2 separate regions of the Mus musculus genome follow, and region 2 is linked to region 1. A link is a loop called in an ENCODE intact Hi-C map of the cell type or tissue named here. Cell type or tissue: heart. All regions are shown on one strand.

Region 1 (2,500 bases):
TCATTTGAAGGCCTCTAGGAGAAGACTGGCTCCTGTGTGCTTAGGAGGCTCTCATTGCCCACCCTTACCATGACACACTTCCTCCAACAAGGCCACACCTCCTAATAGTGCCACTCCCTGGCAAGGGTCAAGCATATTCAAACCACCACATAATCTAATCAAGTTCTCACTTTCAAATCATTTTTCATAAAGCCTCATAGTGAGTGTGAGGAGGTTATAATCCTTCTACTATGCTAAGGGCTTAAGGGTTTTGTTTTGTTTTGTTTTTGAAAGCAACTTTAGAAATACTTTGTAGTTAGTAGGGATATTTTTCTTAATTTTTAATTAAAATTTTAACAGGTTGCCTTCATTAAGACTGTAAAAAGCATATATTTATGAACAATATTGTCACTATAGATGTACCTGTGCCATTGGGTTTATGGTGTTAACACAAAGACATGCCACTAATGATCCCCATTTCCTCCTAATTACAAGAAGCTCTAACGTTCAGTTCACATTCTTTGTACACAGCACAAATAAGAATGTTTTACCCATGCTCGTCTTTGGATAAGATAAAATCTTTATTTACAATGATCTGGATTAAAATATGTTAAAAAGCAAGAAAACAAAAGGATGAGTTCTGGTGTAAAAAAAAAAAAAAATCAAGAGAACCAGATGATGCTATGATGTTCAAAACTGAAAAGCAACTGGAGTCAGCCACAGAGACCTAAGACGTGAGGAACACACGGGGAACAGGTACACCAAAATTCCTGGGTCCTCTGCCTCTGCTGATTGTGTTTCACAAATTAATAAGCAGCTCAGGAATGTCCAAATTATAGTCTTACTCTAGTTGTTTCACACAATGATAGTCTTTTATTTAATAATGCAAAATCAGAAAAGAGATTGCTTCCATTCAGAAAGTATAGTAGGCAAATTCCTTGCTCAAAGGAGCTGGTGATTGGAGGAGCAGACAGATCTTGGAAAGCACTCTGAAATACAGGCAACATTCTCTTGGAAGCTGGCACTTAAAGCCATATTTTATCCCTTTTTATGTACAGGGAAAGTTCTTTGGACCCCAGTGAAGAATAAGTAACGGCAGCTTCTTAATCCATAGGCCAAAGTAGCACATTTCTGCTTCTCCTTTCAGTTCAGAGCCATGTTTTCTGATTATTCATTAGGAGTCCTTAGTAAGCAGCTCTAGAAATACATCACTAGGGAAAAGAAGACTCCAGTACTTACGATACACAAGACCGTTGCTAAGGAGAAACCCTGGAAGCTCGGTGATCTTACCTATAGATGCCACATCAGGATGGCTTTTGAGATCTTTGTACATTCAAGCTGGTTCAGTTTTGTATCCTGTAAGAGTTTTCAAAAGGCTGTGTTGTGTAGCAAAAGGCCAGAAGTGAGTTCCTACACGGAGGATGTCCCACGGGTGAAGCTTGAGGGCGCCTTCCTCCTTCCTCCCACCAGGAGGTGTCTTGAGCCTTTGCAGATCTGATAATAACAATGGTGGACTTCTCTCTGAGGGGTCTGGATATGCCGAGCTTTTTTCAGTTCCCTGCAATCAACGAAGACAGGCATGGGTAAAGTCTTCCCTAGTGGGAGGGAGTATTTATAGTCATAGCTAAATTCTCTTGTTATTTCAGTTTTACAGGATCAAGCCTGAGCTGTATGCAGAATGGCATCATCAATTCTTATGATCTTTACTATCATTTAGAAGGTTGATACATGTATGGTTCATGAATCACCTTTAAAATTAAAATTCTAGGTGAACAACTCTTTAGGCAAAATATAAGAACCATGGGGCAACAAACTACAGATCTTATTGAAACACAGTTACTCATTTGTATCTGCTATATACATATTACAAATATATATTCAGTGGTTGTTTCCATTCACCGATGGCAGAGATGAATCAATTCAGTAGAAATCATACATCCTTCAAAGCATGAACTACTAAATATCTAATCCTTTATAGAACAAGTTTACTACCCCTTGATCTAGACAACTTCAAGATGCCATCTGCCTCATCTATATGATGGGTGCCCATCAACTGTCATTTGTATTGAACAATGACAGTCGCTTGTAGCTCCAGCCTAGCCTCACAGAGTATGTACACATCTTCACAATTTGCATTCCTATGAATATATATATATATATATATATATACACACACACACACACCTGTGTGTGTGTGTGTGTGTGTGTGTGTGTGTGTGTGTGTGTGTGTGTTGTAGTGTATTACCTGAAACAAAGAAACTCAAAAAGAGCAAAAGAATATGAAGTGGTTTATTGGGAATAGCCAATTACTTCACTAAAGGCTGAGAGTCTCTGCAGCTCAAATCAAAACATGGGTTTGGTGACTGTTCAGGTTTTCAAGCTAGTCCTTCTAGGATGGACTTTGTAGCTAAACAAAATTGAACATTTCAGCAAGTTTCAAGCAAGGACCATATTTCATTTCCTTTTATTTTCAAAAGTGCACATATACAAAAATAAACTAAGAATTCCTTCAAAAGCTTAT
Region 2 (2,500 bases), 660 kb after region 1:
TTTTTTTTTAATTCTTACATTTATAAAGTGGGTGTCATAGTGATAGAGTAGGGCGAGCCTTTTTCTTTCCTAAGTCACGGTGGGTCAGATCACTTTTGAAGGATATTTCTTCTCAGGATCCTCTAGAAAAGCTTATCCTGGCCAAGCCCACAATGAAAATAATATCGTAATGAAGTCATGGTCTCTGCAGGATGCTGACCCTTCACTGGTGCACACGTAGGCAAATACCCCGGTACCTTAGTTGTTGATGCGGTATGAGCAACCTATCTTCATTCCCAAGGACAGTCAACGGTAAAGGGCACTCTGACCCGCAGCTGACACAGCTGCGCAGATAAAGCTGCAGTTTTCTTGGCCCACATATCTGATTTCTTTTGAGATTGCTCAAGATCTCATGATTGATCTCATACTGTCCGTTACGATATTTTCTTGCTCCACAATTAAGACATCTTGCTTTTAAAAAACAATTGAGAGTTTATCATAAAAGTTTGAGTCTGGGATTGACGGCCCAGGTGTGTACCTTTAATCCCAGCACTCAGGAGGCAGAGGCAGATGGGTCTCTGAGTTTGAGGCCAGCCTGGTCTACACGGTGAGTTCCAAGACAGCCAATGCTACATAGAGAAACCCTGTCTCAACAAACAAAACAAAACAAAAAAAGAAAAGAAAAGAAAAAGGCTGGGGACAGAGTTTTACACTAGCTTATCCAAATGTACAAAGAGAAGCAGAACTTAGGCTATCTTCCAAAACACAATTTCTCTGTGTTACTGCTCCTGTCTATCTCCTATCCAAGAGTTCTATCCCTGTACCCCGAAAAGAGAACCACAGCTCAACTCCTTGATTGATAGGAACCCAACACGGTCAGAAAGACTCTGAGCTAGCATCAAGTATCTTTGGAACGCAAAGAGCATAAGCTCTAATGAAAAGAAAAATGAAACGTGAAGACAAAGGAAAAATACTGCATTTCATTCTATTATCACAGAGCAAGGAGCTTCAGCGAGGAGGGACTCAGCTCTGGCTATTCTCGACAAAATGATGCGTGTGGTCCCTCTAGAACCTTCCTGGATAGCCAAGGCTCCCCCACTCTCAGAACCACACCCACACAACCCGGCTTTCCTCGCGGGCGGAGGCCCTGGGCTCAGAGCGAGCGCGGCCGCTAGGTGTCGCCCGAGGTCCCGCCCCCAGGGAGTGAGAGTAGTTCCGGGTTGTCCGCCGACTCCGCTCTAGCCATCAAGCTTCCGCCTCTCTCCTGCTCTCTGGAGCTGGGAAGCAAGTAAAGGGGGGCGGGCCTTCCGGGGACGCGCGTGCGCGAGGTCAGGAGCAGGTAAGGCAAGCGGAGCGCTGGGGTCACAGCAGAGGGCGGCGGCGGTGCGGGCGGACCCGGGTCCCTAACCTGGTGGAATTGCCAGATCCAGTCGAGTCAGTTAGGGGCCTTCCTGGAGCTTCCACGTGTACCCCACAAACACCCGAGGCTTTCCCCTTATCCTGTGGGGAACTGAACAAACCAAAAACGCACTTCCTTTCTCCTAGTGAGCCCGCCCTCGCACTCAGTTTTGTGTGGGATGCGCCGGCGATATTTGTTGATTGTTATTTAAAATGCAGTTTAGATGATGCTTGGGAAAATGAATGACTCTACTACAGCTTCCAGCGCCGGAGGAGTGCGCGAATCAGACAGCGGAGAGTATGAGTTGTGCATGCTGAACAAAAAAAAAAAAATAAAGTTATCTGTTCGGAGGGGTTCATGCCCTGTGACCCAGTAAAATAATTGGTACCAGTTTTTAAATGCTCTGAGCACGTTGCTTCTCAGTAACAACTCGTATGCATTCCTTGGGTCGTGATTAGGCAGGCACTATGCCTTCAGCTTTCCTTGTCAGTCGAAACTCAAATAATAAGGTAAATTGTACTCCTGATGTTGATAATTGACCTACACTTATACCCACACAAGTGTACCTGCAAGCATTTTAAATAAATAGATCCATGAGAAAGATAAACTTATCTTTTTATGCCAAAAGGGGAAAAAAGAGTTCTGAATTTTCAGATGTGGGCTTTATGTGTTTTGCTTGACATATTTAAGTAATTTGGTTTTGCTTCTCATTTTCAACGGTTATTTTCACCTGTATTTTTCTTTCATTCACATTTAAAGAAACATGATATTTCAAAGGAACTAATTTGTGAGGCTGAAGAGATGGCTCAGTAGTTAATAGAGCATATTGCTCTTGCAGGATCCAGGTTGAGTTTCTAGTCAGATAACTCACAACCACGTATAACACCATTATAGGGCAGAGGTTCTCAACCTGTGAGTCACATATCAGATATCCTGCATATCAGATATTTACATTACAATTCATAAATTCATAACAATAGCAGAACTGCAGTTATGAAGTAGAAATGAAATAATTTTATGGTAGAGGGGTCAGCACGACATAAGGAACTGTATTAAAGGAACGCCGCATTAGGAAGATTGAGAACTACTGGTCTAGGGGAACCCTCTCCATCTTGCCTCCCT

The links. Peaks named below come from ENCODE experiments on the same cell type or tissue, not always from the same donor. Only the 100,000 strongest peaks of a DNase experiment are listed, where the experiment ranks them.
Region 2: it touches region 1 in a loop (8-fold over the local background); 6 of 42 quality-filtered maps call a loop at or near these places.

What each region holds. Positions count from the first base shown.
Region 1 is chr6:40,464,853-40,467,352 of GRCm38, reverse strand. Wee2 (WEE1 homolog 2 (S. pombe)) reads right to left here. Exons shown (of 12, transcript NM_201370.2): 12 at 538-1,537. The coding sequence ends at 1,390. Among named protein-coding and RNA genes, the nearest start is that of Ssbp1, 5.3 kb to the left of the region's middle. In heart, a CTCF peak has its summit at 1,443; no DNase peak of the experiment used is centred here.
Region 2 is chr6:39,809,682-39,812,181 of GRCm38, reverse strand. Mrps33 (mitochondrial ribosomal protein S33) reads left to right here and starts at 1,246. Exons shown (of 3, transcript NM_010270.2): 1 at 1,246-1,318. In heart, a CTCF peak has its summit at 1,148 (motif pointing right); a DNase peak (open chromatin) is centred at 1,231; H3K4me3 peaks cover 1,680 bases; H3K27ac peaks cover 1,192 bases.